Linked DNA regions of Mus musculus: region 2 is linked to region 1. A link is a loop called in an ENCODE intact Hi-C map of the cell type or tissue named here. Cell type or tissue: left cerebral cortex. All regions are shown on one strand. Links, peaks and the distances in the headings refer to the core of each region. The heading gives the core; the rest is flanking DNA. Region 1 overlaps Kcnt2 (potassium channel, subfamily T, member 2). Region 2 overlaps Kcnt2 (potassium channel, subfamily T, member 2).

What was found. A loop is a pair of places that touch in the nucleus more often than their neighbours do. Peaks named below come from ENCODE experiments on the same cell type or tissue, not always from the same donor. Only the 100,000 strongest peaks of a DNase experiment are listed, where the experiment ranks them.
Region 2: a loop joins it to region 1, with 12 times the contacts of the local background. A loop is called at or near these places in 3 of 42 quality-filtered maps.

What each region holds. Positions count from the first base shown.
Region 1 is chr1:140,333,106-140,346,368 of GRCm38, reverse strand. All of the region lies in intron 1 of Kcnt2 (potassium channel, subfamily T, member 2), which reads right to left. Among named protein-coding and RNA genes, the nearest start is that of Kcnt2, 94 kb to the right of the region's middle. In left cerebral cortex, for the core only: a CTCF peak has its summit at 6,841; DNase peaks (open chromatin) are centred at 6,803 and 7,702; H3K27ac peaks cover 1,074 bases.
Region 2 is chr1:140,483,799-140,497,061 of GRCm38, reverse strand. It overlaps Kcnt2 (potassium channel, subfamily T, member 2), which reads right to left. Exons shown (of 28, transcript NM_001081027.3): 14 at 12,829-12,937. Among named protein-coding and RNA genes, the nearest start is that of 4930590L20Rik, 170 kb to the left of the region's middle. In left cerebral cortex, for the core only: no CTCF peak of the experiment used is centred there; DNase peaks (open chromatin) are centred at 4,665, 5,491, 6,632, 7,054 and 1 more place; H3K27ac peaks cover 2,773 bases.

The DNA.
Region 1 (13,263 bases), core at 2,905-10,904:
ACACTACACCTGGTCTTTATCTTCTAAGGAGCAAATATTCAATATTTGTAGCAAAATGTTCTCCCTCGGCTCATCACAGAAAACACTAAATTAAGTTTAGGCTTATGAAAATGTCACCTTTCCCAACAGACTTACCTAATCTACATTTACCTCTATTCATTTTCTAAACATGTTTCTGAATTAAATTGTGATACCTCTGCCAACAAAAGATACACTGATCACCCTGTTCCCAGTCCTTTAGAGAATTGTTGCAGATGTATTTGGTGAAATTAGGGTAAAATGATTCTGGACTAGAAAGGGCCATTGATCTAGTACGAGTAGTGTCTTTATAAAAAGAAGAGATAAACCAAAAAACAGCAAATGAATTTGGGAAAAGATGTTCAGGTGAAGACTAACAGGGGATTGAAGTTCTACCCCACAATTCATTCACATTGAAAAGTGAATCTAAAACACTGTATACAGTGCACTGTGGGGTATTGTCGAATGTTTGTCATGTTTCTTTCAGGAGTTGCTTTTACATTGCTGAATCACAAGAAAACACCTTAATACATACTGCTAGCAAAGGAAAAGAAAAAAGTTTAAATTCAAGGTACCATTTCTACTGCTTTTGCTTTGTGCTGAAGTAGATAAATCATTCTGTCAAGTCGATTTGTGTGGATTCTGATACTGTAAGTTGTTGTGTTAAAGGAAGAAATTCTGAACTGCTTGTCAGTTAGAAAATGACTTCCAATACAGGTATGGCTTGATGAGAGACCAAGAGCTCCACTGATATGCAACACTTGGAAGTACTGAGATTTCTTGAATTACTTGCACTTACCTAAGTGCATAGTTTCCCCAGCAAAAACCTCATCAATTCATCAGACAAGACTTGTGTTTGACATGTCACCATTTACAGACTTCATTTGATGGACCTACACTCTGAACTTCTCCATTTTAATCAAAATAATCACATTTGAACAACTTCAATTTGATTTAATCTAACATGGAAAACAAAAGATGGAGAATTTAGAAGTAGGTCCCAAGACATATCTTGTAAATCTTAGAGAATAAGACATCATGCCTCCTCATCCGCCATGATCAAAGGTATGAGGAGATAAAAGAATGGAAATTCACAAAATTTCCTCCTTAGATTGCAATACAGATTTCCCTGGAATATAATCCATAATCAATAATCAATTTGATCTGGTCCCAGAACAACAGTGTGATATACTTTCAAGATACTGAGCAGCTGCAACGAAGCATAGGTCTTATACAGCTACATAATAAGAACATGATGAACATACAATCCTTCAGTGTACTGCTCGTCCTCCCAGTGGAGGAAGCGTACAGCAAAATTTTGTTCTGTATTTTCTGTGTGATGTTCATAGAAAAATCCAGATTTAGTGATTAAAATAACATTTGTACAATAAAAGGAAATAAATAATTATATAAATAAATATAAATGAATAGATAGATGAATGGATAAATAAATAAATAAATAAATGCCTTTTCCTAAACTATAACTGGACATTTAGGATAACAGCCCAGGCTCCAGCTGTCTTACCAAGCTTAGCTCAGCCACCTGCAACCATTATGTCAATTAAGGAGATTAATAATGATTAAAAGTAAAGAGAAGCTTATTCAATGTGTCTACATTGGCTGGAGGAACTTGAGGTCGAATGACCCCAAGTCAACTTTGGTCAGAAAAGAGATTTAGGTTTTAAATACAAGAAGAATTAGATCAAGGGTCATGAAGCAAATGTAATTAATCTGTTGTTGTCTGTACATAGTCCTCTTAAACACTGTTCTGGTTGAAGCCCTGGTAGGTATCCCAAAGAATGCCTTACTGTTTGGGGAATCAAGGTTTTCAGATGACTATTTCTGTTCTACTGTGCAGCTCACCTTCATAGACAGCTGTGCTTATAGAATAAAGAGGGGTTATGACTGCAGACAACTCAAGAGTAAAGTTTTAGTCCAATGACTCAATCTCTGACTTCAGCAAAGGGAAGATACCAAACATGATGTTAGAACCTTCAAACCCACAAAGTCTTACTGACATAACTGACTAAGCATAAGCTTAAACAAGGACAGCAGTGATAAGCATGTTAACGTGAACATGAGAAGCCCACAAGACATCATCCCTACACAAACAACCATAGGAAAGTAAGGAAAATTGAGAACAGGAAACATAGTATTCCCCCAAGAAGAATACACCATTGCTTATCCAGTACCAAATGGTGAGTCCTGAAAACATGCAGACAAGCAACAGTATGCAGAAGGAGTAGGTTGTATTTAGGAAAGGAGATATAGACATGATGCCATCATGCTATAATCTCAAAAATAAAGGAAAACCTTCTCAATTCAAAGTTAGGTTTTAAAGTTGGACACAACATGAACAAGCTACACAAAAGAAGACAGTTAAAAAGAAAAGAACATAAGAGATGCCAGGAACTCATCCTGCCTGAGTTGCCTAGTGGTCACAGGGGAGGACTCAATGATTTTGATTGAGAACATCTTCTAAAATGTATTTCAAAGTGTCAGTGGTGATATTTCTGTTTTGTGGCCAGTTAGACTTTTGTTGCTCTAAAATTCCATTTTATTGGGAATCCATTTTCTATCAAGTACTTTCATGATGGGAGTTTCTTCTACTTTAAACATTTTCTAAGTAGAATTCTGTTGAGAAAGGGAAAAATAGCTAATAGTTCAAAATAAGAATATGTAAGTGATTTTAATACATAATTAAAATGAATAAGCACAAGTAAAAACTATAAAATGTCCCTTACTAGAGTAGGAACTAAAAGTGTGGAAAATTTAGGAAGAAATGCAAGCAAGATTATTTTAATGAAGTAATAAATTATCTATACATATGGTCCTGAAGTAAATAGCCCTCAACACAAAACAAAGGACTCATCTCCAAGGGTGGAAGACAGCTTCTTAGCCAAATGGGAGTGAACTATGTCCCGTGGACACAAACTCAAGTTGCCTTAATGACTGTTCTACTGTGGAAGTAGTTAAGTGAGATAAATTAGGCACATAATTAAAGCTATAAATCACTGCATTCATCAAATGTATTGGTAGAGACTACAGATAGCCACTTTCTAGGAAAGTAGGGAAATTCTGCTCTAAGTTTTAGATGTTACAAGATGATATCACTAGTTTCTGTGTAGGGAAATGCTTGTGATTGGCTTCATAAACAATTCCATGAGTTTTATCTGATACTTGGAAGATGTTAGGTCAAACAGACACAGAGGTAGACAATGAATGGGTGTTTAGAGGACTAAAGTGATCATTTTGGTTCTGGTCTATCACCTTTTCAACTCTCCACATTTACAAAGCTCTACTCATTCACTACCTTTGTAGAATATTAATATAATGTGACATTTTTCTGGGCATTTCATTTTACACACACACACTAAACAAAGGCGATCTTGCTACTTGACAATGAGGAATATGTTAGTGAAATCATTTCCACAAATAACCTGGTGTCAACTAACATGTTCTACCTAACCATTTAAATCCCAGCAATGTGGCAGAGGGAGACCTTACACAGTAGTTTGAACTGGGAACATGATGTTCTAACAGGCACTAATTGATAGTAAAAAGACAAATAGACATAAATATCCAAACATGGAAACGGAGAAGTGGTAACTCAATCATACAATGGAAAATTGGAATAGACATGAATGCGTGTAGCTGCATGCAACAAAAAAGGCATTTTGTAACATGATGCTATAGAAAGGATACAAGTTCAAAAGCATTTAAAATCAAATAAATTACTCTGGGAAACATGCACATCTGTTAAACTATATTTTTTTTAAGGTAAGAGAAAGAAAAAAACAGCATAGCATCTGGGGAGGAATCTAAGGAGGAAATTGCTGGAACTAAGTTTTAAGGCAAAGGAATGCATATACTATGCTTACTTTGAACTGTCCCTGGGATGGGTCGCCAATTTCATTGCTACGAGTGTGGGAAATTTACTAAGCAGTACAATAAACAGTATGGTGCAGTACTGGAGCCCTTAACTGTCTTAGACTTTGGCAGCTGCAAGACTTCTCTGCATGACTTGGCCCCCAAGGAGTTGTAGTCACTTAAAAACTGGACGTAAGATAACCATGTGATTCTTCAGTCTGAGGTTATAGATAAGGTCAGATACTTACTTGCTCCATGTAGTCTACTGTTGGAATGTTTTCAGATAATTGTGTTTCAGAAAATGAAGGAATTTGTTACCAAATCATTTCCTAATATTCTCTAAGTTGATTTTGCTTTCTTCCTGATGCCTTTTAGCCTGTTCCTTACACTCCACTCTCTGCACAGGCCTAGATATGGATATATATGGCATTCTCTTTTCCCTGTATAAGGGAGCCCCTTATTTTGTTTTCCTGGGAGTTGCCTTTCTAGCTGCCTACCTGAAGCATCTCCTTTCCTTTTATAATATCATTGCATTGGTAAGCACCTTCTCCAATAGCTCTGAACTCTAACCCTGGAGTTAACTGGAAGTTGCTAGGTCCATGGAATGGTTCCTTGATGCTTTGGTTTCATATCCTGTGATACGGTATTTTGTTGTGTATTTGTCTATTTTCTTTGGATTAACCTGTGACAGCACCTCAACTTTAGCTCAAACTCAGACTTGTTTTCTTTCATGCCTTCTAATACTTAAAACAAATGATAACGTAGCATTGCAGAGCACTTCATAAAATGAAACTTCCATATAAGCTCATGAATAAAATTTTCAGCACCCACAGGAATTTGGTTATAAATGAAACAGTAAGGATTCAACAAGTTTGGGTGACAGAAAAAGACATGAACAGAATATTTTCCTATTTACACAATAAAAGGTTCAAAGGGGGAAGAGTGGGTCTAGAGTAATGACTTAAGAGTTAAGAGTATATGGCTCCTGAAGAAGACCAAGTCAGTTCCAAGTACTGCCAGGAAACTCACAACTAACTCTGAATCCAGCTCCGTTAGTGAGTGCCCAGTGTTCTCTGGAGGTCTAACACTTAGGTTTGATGCTCTCATGTTTTATAATTTATAAGATTCGTTACCATACTTCAAATGGTATTTGTAAAATTTTTCAGATAATATTTATATGGAGATATAGATAAATTAGTGGGACAATCTATTGGGTACTCCAGACTCACCTCAGCTGCAAACAGCTAGACTCGCTGGTCACACCTTCAGAGGATAACCTACAATGCACACTCTGCATGAGATTTGCATCTAGAGAATTCAACGAGGAATACTTACAATTACTACACAATAAATTGTCTATAATGTCAAGGATACCTAACTGATCAAAACCAAGACAGAACAGAACAGAACAGAACAGAACAGAACAGAACAGGACAGGACAGGACAGGACAGGACAGGACAGGACAGGACAGGACAGGACAGGACAGAACAGAACAGAACAGAACAGGAAGAAAGGAAGGGGGAAGAAAAGAAAATATAATAAATTCACAGAAAAATGTGCTGTAGATATATTTCCTTGGGTTATGATATGGCCATGGCCACAATTCAGCAGACCTAGCAAAAGAGCAAACTATAGGTTTTCACTGAATTAAGAACATATAAATAAGAAACCTGTTTTACGTAACAGACCTAATGTGTCTGCCACAGCCTCTAAAAAGAAACAACTGAAATAGTTGATTAAATTGAATAAGCACTTCAGAAACACACACACACACACACACACACACACACACACACACACACACACACACACACACACTTTGAATCATGTCTTTCTGTAGGACACTTTTAAAGACAGAACCAGATAGAACAGGACAGGACAAGACAGAAAAACAAATGCTACAGTGGAGCTATTTTCTTGAGCTGTGGAATGCCATGGCTGTCCTGAAACAGAGGCGCTAAATTCCCTGCTGATAGTCATAGGAAGGAAGTGAGCAAAACCACAGTGATGGTACACTGGCTTTCCCCACTGGTTCCCATAATCTTGATTATAACCTCATTTTAATTTGACCACCTTTTTAAGGAATGCATCTGAATACAGTTACATTTTGAGGTTACAAGAGGTTGGGGTTTCAGTATGTGGATTAGAAAGCAAGGACAAGCTAGGCATGGTGCATGCTTTTAATCTCAGCACTGGCGAAGTAGAGGCGGGCAGATTTCTGAGTTCAAAATCTGGCCCACAGAGTGAGCTCCACGACAGCCCAGACTAAACAGAGAAACCCTACCTCAAAAACAAAACAAAAACAAAAACAAAAACAACCAAAAACCAAAACCAAAGAAAAGAAAGAAAGAAAGAAAGAAAGAAAGAAAGAAAGAAAGGAAGGAAGGAAGGAAGGAAGGAAGGAAGGAAGGAAGGAAGGGGGAGAGGGAGAGGGAGAGGGAGAGGGAGAGAGAAAACATTAAAAAAATGACCCTGGGAAGCAAGCACAACTCAGTCTCTAGCCCTTATTAGCAGTGTGTCTTCCATGAATAATGCCTCCATAAATTAGTGTTTGTTATGCCCCATCTATCTCTACTGAAGTCACAGTTATCACAGTTACCATTCAATTGTACTTCCCCCAAAGAGAAGGCTGAGCTGCAATCTCTCCCTGTTTGTCTTAGTAACAATAGTCACAAAAAAAAAAAAAAATCATGTCTTTATCCTCAAACCACATCCCTTACTTGACTTGAAACTGTTCCCATCTTCATGGCATTTTCAAACCCACTGGGTTGCTCTTGAGTATCCTGGGCTGATCCTTTCTCTTCTATTACTAAAAATAAGTTCCCTTTTATAGTTAAACTCAGAATGTATTCCCTAGATACACCCCGGATTGCACAGTTTATTTCCAGCCCAGCCCCTCCTCCCATTTTATGTATTCGACTGCCTACTCAATTTTTCTACTTGGCTCTCTAGTGGACATTTTCAAGCCAACACATCCAAACGTAACTAGATTCCTGGTTTTCATTTCTGAAAGTTGCTTCTTATGTAAGCTGATGTCAAGTACATCCATATGCTTCAAAAAAAATCATCCAGGCAACTCTCCTTTCGCAAATGAGCATTCTCCTCAAAGGTTCTTTGAGTAGTAAACATTGTTTCACAGACAAGCAAAAGAGCCAAATCAATGCTTTTTGACAAGGTTCAGAAAGAGCAGCAACAGAGACATAAAGATGTTTCAACTTGCCTTCAAGCAAAGATTTACTTTCAACAGAAGACAACGAAAAGGCTAAACTGTAAGTGAAAAGGTGAAAATATTGAACCCAGCTGAAGCTTCACCCAAGTAATCAATCTACAAAATTCATGGCAAAACGCTGCGTACACATCATAGAAATCATGGTGATGTACAATATCTTTTAGTGCTAGACATAACCATAGATTAGAGCTGACTGAAAAAAAAAAACCCAGATCTCATCTGTACTATGAGAGATATCAATGACATGGAAGATAGTTCTATAAAGAAACAACCACAACAACAAAAAACTATCCACCATATTTTGCCCTGAGGGAGCCACCCTAATCTATCCTCTCATTTTCTATGCTCAGTCTTGCCTACCCTCAGCTCCCTTATTGCATCTAGGATACAATACAGATTCAGAATTGGTTTAAGCGACAGCAAAATTTGTCATTGTGTAGCTTTTAAGGTCTCATTAAACAGTAAGCTCCATGAAAGAAATACTAAGCAATCTGCTTATATGTCCATGGTCAGTGCCTGGAGTACAGTGTATATTCACAATATAGATGAAATTAAAAGTTACTCTGTAGTACTTCCATCTAACACCCCATTAGCATCCAAAGTTGACAACTGTCAGCATGAAAAGCTGACAATCTGTGGACACTGCCATCTGGCATCATCTATGCAGAGAAACAGAAATTCCCAAAAAATCTTCCTCCAAAACCCAGAACATGTATTGTTTTTTTAAATTGGAGACTGCAAGCTTCTGATTTGCTGTTATAGATAATTGTTATAGATAAACATACAGCTTCATTTCCAACTACAGAATTATTACACAGATTCCCTACAAAAGTCATTCAGCCCAACATAGAGAAAACTGACATCTCTTAAACTAGCAAGGAGTCCATCTACTTTTTTCAAATCCTTCTTGTTCCCTTCAGCTCGCATCTGTTTTTGTCACTGGAACCTTCCTCATCCGTGATGTACTTAAACAGCACAAATTTATATTTGTCCAGTATTCCATGTTCTTTTCAAATAGTACAAATATTACAAGTACCTTATTTTTGATCCATATCCTTCAAGTGGATCTTAAGAATCTATGCCATGAGCTATAGAACACAGAAAAATCATAGGAAATAAATATGTATATATATATATGATACATATGGTTATCTGTGAATTCAGATAGATAGATAGATAGATAGATAGATACATACATACATACATACATACATACATACATACATATATATACATAATTAGATATTTGGTCATTTGATTATGGAAAGTGTATACTTTTCTTGAACAAAGTAGAGGTAGCTTATTGGTTTACAAAAAGATTGAGAAATAAGAGACTGAAATAGACAGGAAGCTAACAGATGGAATTCATCACTAATAACATCCAACTTTGGGCCTCATCAGGAGTTGATTTGAGGGCATGTTTCTTGCTGTGCCTCTCCAAAGCTGCCAGTATGGGTGGATTTGTGTCTAAAATTATAAGGGCAAGAACTGTCGATTTTGTTCGTTTTGCCTGTTTTCAGAACCCAATGAAGGGTCAGACACACTTATTACAAACTCTTCAATCAAGTTGGTTTTCTGTGGGTATAGTGAATTTTGCTATATAAAATTTACTTCAGTCATGTTTATATTTACAATGTTAAATATGAAGTTCATAATTTTCAACATCTTCTAAATCTTCATCATATTCATATACCTCTTTTGCAGATTCTGTAATATTGGGGCTTATTTAGAATTTCCAAAGAACAATTCCTTCAGTATTCTCAACAACCCAACCAACGAATTACAAATAAATGCTTCTGTTTAGGGGAAGTACTATAAGAGAAATAGTTTACTGATACTTTCAGAATTATTATATTTTGGATAATTTTTACTAAAATGTGTGTTAAAATTTATATGATATAAATATTTATTCAACAATTAAATAAGTCCTTACGTTATATTTAAAGATAGATTTAGTATATATTATCTACATTTTTTTAGAATTAAATTCATTTCAGACTTGATATTTTGTGACATTTTCTTACATAATGAGCTATCTTGAAGTAATTTTATTTGAAACAAAGGAATTAGTGGAGTTGCCTGTACCGCATATACACACAGCCCAAAGGTAAATTTATACATTGTTTTAAATGATATTTTTTTAAAGCAAAGCATCGTCTTGATTACATCTTTGATCTCCAGTTGTTCATGAGTGAATACTGGATGGAGGTGGCCACTAAGCCACATGGAGTAAGACTAAAGGAAGGAGGATCAGTAGAGCTCCAGAAGGAAAAAAAATAGTGAATTAACATTAGCAAGTGATCTTCCCTATAGACTCAAGTACAGAAACAAGAAGGTAGGCATAAACAAGGAAGGTCACTGGAACTGAGGAGTTCAGAGTCAGTGTGAGGGAAACTGGATGGGGAGGAAGAAGAAGAAAAAGAAAAAAGGGTAAAAAGGAAAGAGAGTAGAAGGCAGTAAGGAAGGGACAAGTCCTACCATGAGAAGTAAAATAGAGATCTAGCAAACAATTGTGTTTTCACTAGCATTCTATTTTAGAGCTTTGACATACTTCCATAAATGCTTCAAGTGGGGCAACAATGTTCCACTGCATCCTCTAACATCAGTGCGGTAAAGGGTCATGACGGACAAGGCACAGTGCAAAACAGTTATGCTCATATTAAAGACACAATACTTTACAGAGTTAAGTAAAATATTTGTTTCACTATGCCATTGGTGACTACAATATGAATATATGTGATTACATGTGAGCCTTTTAACTGAGTGTGATACATGCTCATATTTTATATACAGCCATGAGTAAACAACATTGCATTTGACAAGAAGCATATCAAGAGATTATACTGCCTGGTTATGCATGCGGTTGTGTTTGTATGTGTAAGTACACTCTCAGGATATTTAAAAGATGAAAAAATTGTGTGACAATAAACTCATAATGTAACTGTCTTTAAAAAAAGCATGAGAGTGTCTGCAAAATCCTCCATATCATGACCTCATGACCTGCTGTATGCTGCTGTTAATTGAATCCGATATGCTCTTTTCTGCTACTTGGACATTGCCAACAGAAATCATAGCCTGTACCTTGCCTTTTAGTTCATGCTTGGAGTGCTCAGTCTCCAGTATATGCCTCAAACTCCTTACTGTAATAGAAAAAGGGCATTTGAAACAGTAAGCAATCTTCATTATAATAAAAAGGAATGTAGCATTTTTGACAGCTGTTGACAGCATAAATGTAAGAAAGAAAAGACAAAAGTTGATCATACACTAAAACACTGGGCAGAAGCAACTGAAATGAGTGTGAATTATTCACTCATGCAGGGCTACAATAACTCGAAAATGTGAGTGATGTAAAATGAATGATATTAATAATCAAATGAATTTTCTGAAAGTGAGGCCATTATCTTTAAAGTCTCAAGTAGTTTAAAAGCTGCTTGAATCACTTCCATGGAGCTGAATATTAATAGGAAAGCATTATTCTGCTGGCAGATCAGCATGTGCTCTTTAAAAGGAGCCCATATTTCAAGTGTGTGAAAGATATATGCTTACTTATGGAGAAGCAGTAATTTAAATAAGAAAAAAAAACAAAGTTACGATTTTGAAAACTGTAATTAGTTTGAATAGTTTACTATAGAACAAACTTGCCAGAGCACAAGAAGTATTAATAAATACAAAAATATATTAAACAAAACATGGAAGTAAATTTGTTTATCACTGTGACCAGTACATTAAAAACAAAAAAATCATACTTGTTTTGTACAGAAAATGCCACTGAAAAGGGTATTTTTCTCTAGTCCTAATTCTTCAATGATTGCTTTATCCAACAGTTTCTTCCTAAACTCATAAAAGTATAGTGATGTAGAAGTACAAATTATGCACATACATAACTTTACATGAAAATTAAAGGAAAAGCCTCAAAAAGCTAATTTTAACAAACAATTTAATTACCATTTGAATTGACAACCTTCAAAATATATTCATATATTGCTCATCACACCATAGGGACCCAGTTTAGCATGTAGTTGTAATGACATGCCTTCCACATGGGAGTAGATGTGTTTTTCACTTGACACTGTTGAAATTTTCTGAGCTCATATGACTTTCCTCATAACCAAGAGACAGGTCAGGCTCAGGAATTTCAGGCAATTGCCGGAGATCACATTGCTAATAAACTCAGAGCCAGGATCTAAGAAGAGCGCAGCTGTTAAACGGAAGAAACATCTCTCTTCACTTCTCCTTTCTTACATTTACTTGTAGGAACACTAGATGTGAAGTATACAGGTATCCCTATGACAGTCTTTAGAATGAGATTTTGCCTATAGATGTGTAAATGAAATGCAGACTGGGACAAGAGACTTGAATGCAGGTGGCAAAGGAAGAATGTGTGTGCCTGATTCTGCATCATGTCCTGCTTATGTAGTATATTTCTTCTATCTCTCTGACTTTTCTAGCTTCAAATGGGCTTTAATTTCCTACCTAACAAAATTAACCAAAAGTTAATGGTTAGTAGTGATCTGTCAGCTGTCATGTGGCTGTTCACAGTCTTTAAAGGAGTTTGTATACAATGTGAAGGTCTTTTATACATACTTCTTGGTTACAATGGAATGAATTTAACCAGAAAGAAGGAAGGAAAGAAGGGAGGGAGGGACGGAAGGAGGGAGGGAGGGATGGACGGAAGGAGGGAGGGAGGGAGGGACGGAAGAGAATCATGTATTATTTTCAATTATATTTCACCAATGTTGTACTCATTGTTAACTTACACAATAACAAGGAAATTTGGGGTTTTATATAAAATCACATTTTCTAGAAAGAATCAGAAGGAGCCACTGGATCATCCTGAAGAAGCAATTTACTCAGTGTTACAATGTTTGGTAGTCAAGTATTTACAGGTATTGAAGTACTGTCCTTTGATACTAATTTTTTTTAACTCCAACTTCCTCTGAGCAAGCATTTTAATAGCAAAACAAATCGTGTGTGATTTCCTTCATCCTGTCTTTGAGAAGTGTTCAAACAAGTTTAGAATAGAAATGGCAGTATGGATTTCCCTTTCCCAGTAATATATAAGACAATGTCATTGCTACTGATGAAAAGCCAATAAGAGATGCAATAAATCTTTACTCATTATAGGCCATAACTCACATGCTCCTCTAACATAGTTCATTTGCAGTAGATGTGTTTTAGTTATAAATGTTGATCATAAATCACATAACCATTAATGGGAATCGGATTTAACCTGGGTGTGGGGTTTCCTATCTGCTGCAGCATCACTGTTTGTCATTAATAAAATTGGTTAGCACTGCCCTTGCTCATTATCTAGAAATATTCCCTTGACAGATGACATCATAGTATCTGTAACAATTCCATCTGCAATACTGGCAGCCCAGCCCAAAAAGCTCTGATAAAAGAAGCAGAGGCAGATATTTTGAGAGAATGCTATACAAGCCATTGAAGAGGAGCAAAATTCGGAGCTGATGTAGCTGACAAATCACATAACCTTCTTTTTTCATACACTTGCTGTTATCAAGTATTTAATTTGAACCTGAATATTAACGTAGATAGTGAGACTAAATGGGATATAGAGCAAATGCTAAATGTAACATATTTAAGTACCTTCTTAAGTAATAATGTTATAAAAAGAATACTATGTCAAGTTAGAGTAACAGTAATGATTTCAAATGGATGTGTGCTATGCAGTCAGGAGTATAATATGTAGTCAATTATTTTTCAGTGTCTCAAAAATATGTTGTTGGAATTAGTATTGGTAACATTGAAGAGAGCTTTCAGAAATGCATGTTTTGTTAATCATCAGAATAGATAAAGCATGCAAAATGGATTCGCTAAATCTGCACATCACTAACAGAACGCTCTGTCTTAGAAATCAAACAAGTAATTATACCTTTAACTATGTCAACAAAAAACATATAGACAATTTTTGATCATTTCAACCCTTGGTATTTACAACTTAACCTACATTACCTTTTTCTTGAATCAGATAAGGATGGCTGCAGTCTTGGGAAAGGCACAAATGTAGATCCACAAGGAACTAGCTTTGGAGACATATCTTCTCAGGTATTGCTCTAGAGAGAGAAATTTACAGCCACAGACTCCTTTCATCCAGAAAAAAAAAATGATCAAAGGAGCCAAGGAT
Region 2 (13,263 bases), core at 2,281-10,280, 150 kb before region 1:
GATGTTCCACTGTTGTGTCTGTACCTTCAAATTAGCACACTATAATGAATTCTACAGCAAAATTACATCCAACAACCATTAACATGATATTTAGGAATAAAGGAATCTTGGGAATTTCCTATTCTGGCTATTTAAGATTAATAGTGCTTGCCCTTTTAAAAAATATTTGTATCTTGGAAGACTTTTTGCTGCCTCTTCCTGTTGTCACTGAATTTGTTCTTTATTTTGAAAAAAAAATCATCTTACCATAAATTTATTGACAAAATTAAGTTCATTAACCGAAATTTATACCATGTTCTAAGCCCACATAAAGGGTTGGTTCAGTGGTAAAGTGGTTGCCAAGAATGTGTGAGGTCCTGGATTTAATTCCCAGCACCCTCAAAAGTTTAAAAATGCTGAGAGTCTGTGCTGTATCATGATATCCACAAATCAGAGCACTGCCTTTGTGAGATAGGAGATGAAAAAAAGTTATTTCAGAACACAATACTCTAGAAACAATTTATAGGTTTCTGCATCTCTTTCATTCACAAAGCATGGTTAGTGAATTAAAAGGAAACTGAAGGCTGTTGTTTAAACTGTCATGCGTTGAATATAGAGTTAAAGGACAAACTTTAAAAAATTAAAATAAAGGAAAAAACTGTAGCCACCAAAGAATTAACAAATTAACAGACCTGTGCCCTTGGTAATGGGATTGTGTCAGTGACTACTAATTTAGTTACTTTTTAACTTCCTTCCTTCCCCAGTATCCTGTTCTCACATTTCCCAGCTAGCTCTCCACTGTTTACATCCCAAGTTGTTTTTAAGGCTAGGTTCTTATAGGAGAAAGAACATGTGATATTTTCCTAAGAAGTTTTCTCTACCGGGACTGTTCTAAAACTTGAAAGTACTTTTTTTTCCTGGGAGAAGTTTCTCCTATTTATAATCTGCATTTAATCAGACCACTTGTGATGGTTTGTATATTCTTGGACCAGGTAGTGGTACGATTTGGAAGTGTGACCTTGTTGGAGTAGGTGTGTCACTGTGGGTGTGGGCATAAGATTCTCACCCTAGTTGCCTGGAAGTCAGTCTTCCACTAGCAACCTTTGGATGAAGACATAGAACTCTCAGCTCTGCCTGTGCCATGCCTGCCTGGATGCTGCCATGCTCCCACCTTGATGATAATGGACAGAACCTCTGAACCTGTTAGCCATCCTCATTAAATGTTTTTTTTTCCCATTTTTTATTAGGTATTTAGCTCATTTACATTTCCAATGCTATACCAAAAGTCCCCCATACCCACCCCCCACACTCCCCTACCCACCCACTCCCCCTTTTGGGCCCTGGCGTTCCCCTGTACTGGGGCATGTAAAGTTTGCAAGTCCAATGGGCCTCTCTTTCCAGTGATGGCTGACTAGGCCATCTTTTGATACATATGCAGCTAAGGTCAAGAGCTCCGGGGTACTGGTTAGTTCATAATGTTGTTCCACCTATAGGGTTGCAGTTCCCTTTAGTTCCTTGGGTGCTTTCTCTAGCTCCTCCATTGGGGGCCCTGTGATCCATTCAATAGCTGACTGTGAGCGTCCACTTCTGTGTTTGCTAGGCCCCGGCATAGTCTCACAGGAGACAGCTATATCTGGGTCCTTTCAGCAAAATCTTGCTAGTGTATGCAATGGTGTCAGCGTTTGGATCATGGGATGGATCTCTGGATATGGCAATCACTAGATGGTCCATCCTTTCGTCACACTTCCAAATTTTGTCTCTGTAATTCCTTCCATGGGTGTTTTGTTTCCTATTCTAAGAAGGGGCAAAGTGTCCACACTTTGGTCTTCGTTCTCTTGAGTTTAATGTGTTTAGCAAATTGTATCTTATATCTTGGGTATCCTAAGTTTCTGGGCTAATATCCACTTATCAGTGAGTACATATTGTGAGAGTTCCTTTGTGATTGGGTTACCTCACTCACTTGCCTTGATCATGGTGTCTGTTCACAACAGTAAAACCCTAAGACACCATGTCAATTTAAAAATCTTTTTTTTTTGTCTCAAAATTTCTTATATTCAAGTTTTTAATCTTCTATGCAGTTAGGTCCTCATGTATAATTTCTCTGAACTTGTATTTAAAATCCTAACCTAAAACATAAGCTTTTATAATATTAAATACTTCAGAAAAGTTTAGCAATAACATCTCTAATTTCAACAAATCTTCACACATTCTCTTTTACAACTTTTAGTTTTCAATCATCCTGATAGTAAGAATTATATTCATTTTGAGCTCTTTTAATTTCAGGATTTATTTGTTATGATATTTTTCTCTCTAAGAGGAATATATAAAAATTCATTTTCATACATCTTATCAGGAAGAATTTTTGTTACATATTCTAAAAATTAAAACCAATTGTGTCAAAAATAGCCACAGCATTTTATATATTTAAACAACCATTCACATGGCTATATAAATCTTTAATATCTTTCTACATTACTTGAATTTCTAAATTTTTGAAGCAACACTAAATATCTTAATGTACTTTTACATGTAATTTTGTTTTCATTTATTATAATATTATTTTTAATATATAAATCTATACATATGTATGATTTTCATTTTAATTTTTAATAATAATTTTGAACTAGTTTTTAAATTTTAACTGTGACTATGAAAAACACCAAGTCTAGCCTATTTTCATACATAATCTTCATTCAAGTAAAGGTCACTGTCCTAAACCAGTACACCAGCAGAACTATATCCAATATGATGTTATTCAGCAAATAAAAAAATGCATTTTAGAATTTGTAGAATTGGATATTGAGATAATAAAGTATCCATTTTTCTTTGAAGAGCATCTTTAAAATGGCTGGTTTCAGTTCACACTGAAACAGAAGGGAACATGTATTCTCATTATTGAGGGTCAAGAGCCAATCCAACATTGCTTTGCAGAAAATATATGCCAGACATTGAAAATAAATAAGTAAGATACTTATTTTAGAGGTTAGAAGGTCACAGTGGGTAAGGTGGTCGCTGTCTGAGCATGAGGGCATCATGGAGAGGCTCAGCTGATAACTTAGGCTGTAGAAAACACTGGGCTTAGTATTAACAAATAAGTTATTAATGTTCAAATCACATGAATATAAATCTATGAAAAATTGGAAGAGTCAAGAATCACTGTCCACTCCCTTGCATGGGATCCTGACTGGTTACCATCAATATTCACCCTATAGTAGGAAATATAGAGAATAATTTGGAAAATATTTTCTGAATTCTGTCCATAACTCACTATTTGCTAAACTTATTTAAGTAAATTATAATGTTTTTCCCTTAGTCTCTTTTCATGGTTCAGATAGAGAATCTCTTTTTATGGCACAAAACTGATACAAATTCAGAGTGGTCTGATACATAACTATTGGAATTATTAATGAATCCTTGTAGAAAGCAATGAATATAAAAATATTTATATTATCATTTAGATTTGTTATTGTTTTAATTTTTGGACTTTCAGGTAAAAACATTTATAACCATTTAACAGATGAGTATTTTTAATTTGGCCATATCAATTAATTATTTTTTGTCATGTAAAACATTTCAAAATTGGATTTAAAGACATAAAGTAAACATTAAAAAAGAGGTAGAGGACTAGAGAAGGTCACCTGCCATTGATCTGTGCCCTCTCCATGCATAGAGGAAGAGCAATAGATGATGATGGTGATGATGATGAACAAGATGATGAGGAAGATGAATAGACAGGCTACCCATATTACATATACACACACTCATACACACACCCACACACAAATAAACACACACTCATACACACACATCTGTACACCAAAAATCAAAGCTATACTAAGAAAAATCTTATCATCTTATTTCCACCGATACACTTCTAATTTAAAATAATTTTAAAGTTATGGGCGTGTAGGAAACTGATGAAGAAGAGGAATGACTCTTTCTTTGGTCTTTCTACAGAATGAGGTTACTATTTTCCTTTTCTAGGAATCTACAATACCAGAGCCTCCTGGGCCTTGGCTCCTCCTATTTTGGCATCATCTGAAATACCATGGCAGTTGCTTTCCTCGACATTGCTTACTTTCACCTCTCAAAAAACCAAGAAAAGCTCTCATCTCTTATCATTTTGATCATGAAACGTGTTTAATTATTTCTTGGTCATTTTCAACAAAGTCTGGGGAAGGAGTAAATTAAATGTGTAAGGTTCACAAAATACCAGGATTCAGAGGACTAATTAAGCATATTCTTTATGGCACTCATTCAATTAATGCCTAATGAACACTTATGTTGTACAAAAGAACTTTCCAGAGATATAAAATGTCTAAGTAAAAACCTCTATTTGAATTATTTTATAATCAAGGAGGCAGGAACATAAAGACCTGTGCACAAGGGCATAATACATATATATTGGTCAAACATAACAAAATTCATTGCAAGTTTAAAGAGAATAAATCACATCAAATTAGAAAGTTTAGAAACATCCATAAGGAGAAAGAACCTTTGATATAACAAAATCTTCCAGGAAGGGAGAAAGAGTGAATTTAAGGCATAGGGAACCACATTTAAAAAAGATACAGAAGGCGGAAACTACAAAGTATATTTAGTATATGTTATTTGGAGAAAGTGCTATACACAAGAGAACCATGGGAGATAAGGAGGTAAAAATAAGCCAGGACTCATGCACAGAATGCCATAAAGACATAAAATGGAAATGTTTCAATCTCATTTGACGATGAATGTTAAGCTATTAGAGGCTCCCCAAGCAGAGGACTGCAAGGCCACTACTCTACACAGATTTCTCAAAATGTGTTCCACAGGAGGCCTCCAGTTAATTCTTTATTAGTGTACTTAAGAAAATCTCAAGTAAACACGTGGACTGAGAGAGACCTAAAATAAAATGCCATTCTGTGCAAACTCTCATTATACATTAGCCCATATAAAAGAAATTTTCAGCATGTTTAAAGAACACATCACTTCCCCTTTCTTCATTTAGAGTTCCACTCTTGAAGTTCTTATTATAGTTGTTTTTATTTGTTGGTTTTGAGACAGAGCCTTTTTTAGCGCAGGATATATTTAGCATTCCCAGTAATATGGATTGTTCCTTCCTGTTCCAGATCACCCTGCCTATGCCTGCAAGCATCAGGATTGCAGGTATGTACCACCACAACTGAATACTTCTTTATGTTATGAAAGAAATGGATAAAAAAACCCACCAGGCACAAACAGAAACTATTGTGTTTCTTAACTTTTGTGATCAAAGGATCACATTTCTGTGGGAGTGTTTGGAACTGGATACACCCCAGAAAACAAGAACAGTTTGTGGATGGAATCCCAAAGAACCCACCACACTCACACCCCCTGACCATGTTAGGAGCCAAACAGTGCACTCCCTTCAATCCACATGTCCAAGCTTGATTCCTAGTAGCTTGGGACATGGCTGCATTTGGCAATCAAGCCTTTGAGGAGGTGTTTTCAATAAACTGGGACTGTTGCAAGGAGTCCTAATCCAAGTTGACATGTGTTCTTAGAAGAAGGTGAAATGTGGGCACACAAAAAACAGCAGAGGTGTGGGCTCATTGAGGAGACACCATCTGAGGAGCTAGAAAAAGGCAATCAAGGAGACGGAGCACTGATTGGCCTTCTGGCTTCAAGAACTTTAAATAAATGAATTTCCTCTATTTACAGTCTCCAGGCGTTTGTATTACTTGAATAACATGTTTTGTTATTATTTTTAGTGGCCAGTGATGGTCACAATACATACATACATACATACACACACACACACAGAGAGAGAGAGAGAGAGAGAGAGAGAGAGAGACAGAGACAGAGACAGAGACAGAGACAGAGACAGAGAGACAGAGAGACAGAGGGACAGAGAGACAAAGAGAGACAGAGACAGAGAGAAACAGAGAGAGAGACACTGAACACACAAGAAGAGGAATGAAAGAGAGAGACAGAGAGACAGAAAGTTTGATACCAAAATTACCTATAAATTCTCCTGAACCTGTAAATGAGAATATGTTTATGGCCTAAATGTCATCCAACAGAACAGGCTGTCGAAGTTGAATAAGCAGGTAGAGCCCATTTAGGTCATTAACAAGTTCTGTGGGGTTCTAAGTATAAAACTGGGTCTAATAGTAAGTGTTAGCCACTGAGCTCCTGTTGAGTACTGGAAAACTACACTCTATCTGAGTTGGACAGGGGGTCAAAATGAAGCAGTGGATAATTAATCATAAGTCATAGTCATTGAAAAGGGATATTTCTTCACTTTGTTGCAGCTGAAGTTCAGCATGCTGGAAGTGATGTGAAGCAAAGTCATAGGAAGAAAGATACATGATGGAACCCTCAGAAAATCACATCAAAATATATGGGTGGGATTAGAGAATCAGATCATTTTTAAAGATATGTCACATCATTATTTTGAAAAAAAAAAAAAGACCTCATGTTGCCAAGGCTAGATTCAAACTTATGTAGCTACAGATGGCCTTAAACAATTGATCTTCCTACATCTACCACACAAATATTGGGATTATAGATGTGCACCAATAAAAGACCTGTTCATTTGTAATGTGATGTGCAGTGGATAGAGCCCAGTTGTCCATGCATGCTGAGCAGTGACTCTTGCAGCTTAGGCACATAGCTAGTAAATAAAGTTCAACTTGTATATGCTGATTTAGATTAGCTAACATATTCAAAACTTGTTATGTCTATGTGAGTGTGTGTGTGTGTGTTTGTGTGTGTGTGTGTGTGTGTCAAAGAGATAGAGACAGAGATAGGCAGAGTGAGAGTCTATGTATGTGTGTGTGAGAGAAAGAGAGAGAGAGAAAGAGAGAAAGAGAGAGAGAGAGAGAGAGAGAGAGAGAGAGAGAGAGAATGAGACTTTTAAAGTTAAGTCACAGTACCCCTTGCAGTCACTGGCACGCTATTCTAAACAGTGAACTAGATTTTCCAGATTTCAAAATGTAGTCTTCTGTCACAGTTTTGAGTGTGAACCTTCCTATGGAGCTAAAAATAGTCCCTGTGAGCATTATCTCCCACCCTTTTCCTCCTTTCCTTTCTGGCAGCCAGGATGGTAATTATAATCCCTATTACTTTTGAGAAACTTTCTCTTCCACCCACATGGCAGCTGATTCCCTGGGCTCTCTGCAACAAGCTCAGGGAAAGATAAAGCTGCTCACTCATCGTCTACATTTCTCATTTCCCTCTTTCTTTTCTTCACTCCCTGGTGGGTTTCCTTGGGCCTTTTCCTGGAGCCAAAACACTGGATTCTCCTTTTTTTTTTCTCATGGGTGTTTGAACATAGTGAATGTGTGGGTGCTTGGGTAATATGCCCAGGGATTGGCTTATGGCTAATGTCTCACTTGAGGTCATTAACCTACTTCCTAAGTAGAGAAAAGGGGCAGGCTCTGCCCCATGTAGCACAAAGTCTCCGAGCACTAGGGCATAGCAAGCATCTTTGCCACCATTTGCCTTAGTGTATATTTTCTACAAATGAATGCTTTCTTAAAGATTTTTCTGAGTGAACTCTCCCCGACCACACAGATTGTAAACCTTTAAAACCCTTCCAAGTTAACCTGCACCAGGTGATGAAATATAACCACCCTTTCTTTTTTTCTACTACTGTGACATTTTTAAAGTCTATAAACATGGGATTCTGCTCATACTTTCTATGTATCTTTTTTTCTGTTTATTCATAATAGGAAAATGCTTGCAGAAAAATTAAAGAAACTAAGATGGGTCCTTCATGCATTCTGTGAACGTCTGTGATATATTTTAGGTATTTTCCTTGAGGCTATTTCTAGCATTTCCTAGCTTAGGGTATGTTTGTCAGGGTTTTCTTGTAAAGTTACAAGTTTTAAATTGCAGCTAATAAATATCTGGGAAAGGTATGTCAAGAATGCAGTTCTGTTTCTCCTCTAGTTTTTTACCCACTCTCATTAGCACTGATTGGCAGAAGAGCAATATTTATATATTTTCTTATTGTAGTTTCATGACTTCTAGATTTAGTATTGGAGATTTTTAGAAAGAGAGTTTTACTTTTTCAGAGACTTGAAGTTATTGTCATTCAGATCTTTCACTTGTTTGGTTAGAGTCACACCAAGATAGTCTATATTGTTTGTGACTATTGTAAAGGGTGTCATTCCCAATGGAGGAGCTAGAGAAAGGACCGAAGGAACTGAAGGGGCTCGCAGCCCCATAGGAGGAACAAGAGTATGAACCAACCAGTATTCCAGAGCTCCCAGTGACTAAACCACCAACTAGCATATACATGGAGGGACCCGGGGCTTCAGCTACATATTTAGCAGAGAATGGCTTTGATGTTTATCAATGGGAGGAGAAGCCCTTGGTCCTGAGAAGGCTTGATGCCCAAGCGTAGAAGAATGCGAGGACAGGGAAGCAGGAGTTGTTGGGTTGGTGAGCAAGGGTGGGAGGATGGGATAGGGAGTTTTTGGATAGGAGACCAGGAAAGGACATAACATTTGAAATGTAAATAAAGAAAATATCTAAAAAAAAAAAAAGAGAGAAGAAAGTTTTAAGTTTCCTTTATCCATTAACTTTTTTATGTTTCCATGTGGATTCCTGGTATTTATTTTATTTCACAGGTTAAAATAATTTTGTTACTTAATTTTTAGCACCATCAGGGAAGCTATTAATTTGGACCTTGTGCCATTTTCTTGGTATTTACACAACACAAGTCCTTGTTTTCTGCCATCAGAGTTACTAGGCTTTCGTTCTATTTTTCCTACAACACTCCTTAATTAAGATATCCCCATATTAAGCATAAACTGCAGGATACCCATGATACACTCAGCAGATCCAAAGCAGATAAACAAGAAGGAAGGCCCAAGCAAGGATGCTTGAATCTCACTTAGAAGGGGGATACAGTAATCATAGAAGGGAGGGTAGTGGGTGTGGGGGGATGGGAAAGGGAATGAGGAGGTGTTCAGGGTCAGCTGTGGGGAGAGACAGAAGAGATAACCAGAGAACCAAGAGAATGAACGCAAATATGAAGCTGGTGGGGGGTTGGGTAGTGTGGGACATTTCTAGGATGTGCTATAAAGCTGGGATGGAAAGACTCATAGAAATGGGAATATGGAACCTGAAGAGGCTATCTCCTGTATCCAGGCAGGATCTTCAGTGGAGGGATAAGGACACCAACTCACCGACAAAATTTTTGAGTACAAATTCTATCCTGTCTACAAGAAATGCAGAGACAAAGATGGAGCAAACACTGAGGGAATGGCCAGCCAATGACCAGCTAAACTTGAGACCTATCCCATGAGCTAGCACCAATCGCTGGCACTATTAATGATACTCTCTTATTCATGCAGATAGATAGGAATCTAGTATAACTGTCTTCCAAGAGGATCTTCCCAGCAGGTGACTGAAATAGAAGCTGAGACTTACAGCCAAACATTGGATGGACCTTGATGACTCTTTTGGAAGAGGTAAGGAAAGAAGGTCCCAAAGTGGATAACAACTCCACAGGAAGACCACCAGAATCAATTAACCTGGACCCTTGGGAGCTCTCACTGACTGAGCCACCAACCATAGCGCATATACCGGATGAAACAAGGCCCCCAGCAACTGCAGCACGTGCTAGTCTGGCCTCAGTGGGAGAAGATGAGCCTAACTTTCCAGAGACTTCAAGCTCCATGGTTGAGTGATACCTATAGGCAGTGCCCCACCTTCTCACAGAAGTAGGCGAGGAGAGCAGGGGGAGGGTCTATGTGAGGGGGAATCAGGAGGAGGGCAGTGATCGAGATGCAAAATGAATAAAGAACTTAAAAAAAAGCCCCAATATCCATTCACTTTGTATCAGAACAATACTGAAGAAGGCTAAAATCGTTCCTAGAAGGATGTCATTTGCTTCTGGGTTCTCTTGAAACACTGTGAAAATTCCATATTATATATTCTAACATACATCTATCTATCTATCTATCTATCTATCTATCTATCTATCTATCTATCTATCTACCTATCTATCTATCTATCTTTCTTTCTTCATAAAAATCATGGGATTATACTCATAGGAAGTGTCACATTTTAGAAGAATATGAGAAGAAAGACATAAATATATAAAATACAACAGAATATTTTGATAGGACAAAAGAAGATAATGTTAGTAGACAATTCAAATAGGGCAGATAACTTGGATGACGTCATTATACCAATGCTATGCCCTTATTTCAGAAGTACACTACAGATACAAAAAGTGTGACTTACAGCACTGCGAATAGTATGTGGAACTGCCTATGCTAATTTTGAAGCTTTTCTTTTTTGGGGCAATCCTAAATTACATCAAGTAACAAGACAAGAAAAGAGGTTAAAAACAAACTTTTAACATAGTATTTTTCATTCTTCCAGGATGATAGATATCTTTCCTCCAGATTTTTAAATGTGTTCCTTTGGTAACTATGTATTTATTTTAATAAGTGTATAATTATTAACAAACTAAGATGTAATGTTCTTATATCAGTGCTTCCATTTGTTTTAAACACATAAACTAATAATATTCAGGAAAGTGTCAGCTACAGCGGACAGAAAGATGCTTTAGTGGGTGTAGGCAATTGTTTCTAAGCCTGACAACCCACAGTACAATATGATACAATACAAACCTGCACCATACTGACAAGTTTAATTAATGCACTAAGTGTTTCTAAGCAAAATTTAAGATGTTTTCCATATTCTATTTATCTTCAATATTTCTCTTATAGTAATGTGTCCATTATGCATAAATTCTTTCCTCAAGGACATATGCAGTTTCATTACACACTAAAAGGATACAGTATTATGTTGTATATAATTATCCATGAGTAAATGCAATCCAAATATGCAATGAGGCATCTTCACACCCAAATATGATAGTTGGAAGCAAAAGGGAAGATTGAGTACTGATGAAACTGTGATCAAATTGGAACCCTGATACAGAGCTAGGAAAACTCAAAATATAATAATTTATTTATAAATATTCTAAGAGCATCCAAAAACTTATTCACATAGTGAGTGACCATATGATCTAGTAATTCTACTCTTAGATTTAACAAACTCCAAATTAATAAAGGCATAATATAGAGACAACACCAGAGTCTTTCATTGTATTAGCAACAACCTGTATGCTGATCCTAGGTTAAACAGAAAAATGAAAGATGGACACTTCTGTTCTGGCATCATCTTAAATCTAAGAATACCATTCATTGTGTGTCATAGTATAGTTAGACTTTGAAAATGTCACTCAAAAATTATCTAACCTGGTCCAGCAACACATGGCACATGGGAATATCTAGCACTGGCAAACCAGCAGAAACAGAGCTAAGTTAGATGGCTGGTCAGGGCTGAAAGGGTGCAGGGAATTTTTAATAATTCTGTGTAGTTTGCTACAATTAAAGAAATGCTGATTACAGACAATATGACTGTATCAAAATGTTCAACTTTAAACATTACTAGGTTCAAAAGATTTTTCTCTACTTTAATTGGACCAAACTAGAATACAACTTGAAAACAAATTATTCCACTCATGTTCTCTTTCCCTCCTTCCACTGCAGAGATGAAACACACGGAACTGTGCAGAATGGAAATATTTCTATTAAGAATTTGTGAAAATTGCCCCTGAGGGAATCTTTATCATCTAAGCAGAACCACAATGCAATTAGAGAAAAGATAGTGAAGTCTCCTTTAAAATACCATTGGGCATTGACTATTTTATATTAGTGACTCCTATCTACCATAAAGTCCAGGGAAAAGAATTTATTCATTCTGAATCTATTTGCTTTTTGTGAATATTTTACTTATTTACATTTCAAATGCTATCCTCTTTCCCAGTTTCCCCTCCGCAAACCCCCTATCCTGACCTCCTCCTCCTGCTTCTATGAGAGTGTTACCGCTTCTACTTCCCTGCCCTGGTGTTCCCCTACACTGGGGCATCAAGCCTTCACAGGACCAATGGCTTCTCCTCCCATTAATGGTGTGAATAATTTTTTATTAGATATTTTCTTTATTTACATTTCAAATGCTATCCCGAAAGTTTCCTATACCCCCCCCCCCGCCCTGCTCCCCTACCCACCCAACTCCTACTTCTTGGCCCTGGCATTCCCCTGTACTGGGGCATATAAAGTTTGCAAGGCCGAGGGGCCTCTAGTAGTTCATTTAAATAACAACTCTTTAACTTATGAAAAAAAAAAAAGACGAATGAACGAACACCTTGACTAAAAGCACACAGTAAAAGTTAACTAAATAATCAATATTTTGCCTGCAATGCCAAGTAATATGAAGCAAAATACATCACAATACAACATTTGTTTTCTAAAATTAAAGCTGTATGTTCACTCCCAATTTTCTTACTTCATGCAAATCAAAACAAATTTTGTATATATGAAATGATAAAAATATGCAAAAGAATATCACATTTTCTAATGACATTGCCTTCTCTCATATACTGCAAAACGCACATAATAGGGTTTACTTCATTACATATAAATATTAAACACTAGAAAAGCACAACCTTGAGGTCAATAGCATACATAAAGCTTTCGTATAAATTTTATTTAAGATCTTATTACTGACAGAATTCCTATGGTAAAGTTTTAATTACTATAAAAGTATTAATCATGGAAATGATGTTGAAAATTAGAATGTAGATCATAATTATTATATCAAGATTAATGAATTATAGCAATAACAACCAAGAGCAAAACTATTTATGTCTTGGGCCTCTTAAGAAGTCCATATCTCTCTAATGTTCATGAAGTAAACAAAAACAAATGTAGGCACATATCTAGTTGTATATTTTTGCTTACTACAGCTCTAAATCACAAAACTACCAGTTATCTTAAGAAAAAAAAATATACTTACTGCCCTCTAGAGGTATGAACCAGTAGTGTAATGAGTGTAGATGTTGCTGGGCATATACAGTTTAAAGCTAACATGGCGTACTTAAACTCTTCTTCACAAACAACATGATCTGTTTGAAATAAAATAGGTAAATTAGAATAATTTACCTTTTGAGGGTAATATGTTTAAATATGAAAATTAAAACAATGAATGAAACTGCAGAAGGCTCAGTAAAAACATACTTATTTTAGGGTCGTTTTTACAAGTTCCCTGCTATCCCCAAAAATAAATTTGGTAAGACAAAGTGCCGGAGAGTGAGTACATAACTGGGCTGGGGGTCATGAAGTTTGAATTCTAATTCTTTTTTAACACAACTCTGGTAAAAGGCTAAAACTGGCCATGCAAGTAGAGCAGCGACTGCTTTAAGATACATTCCAGAAAATGTTTCAGATGAGT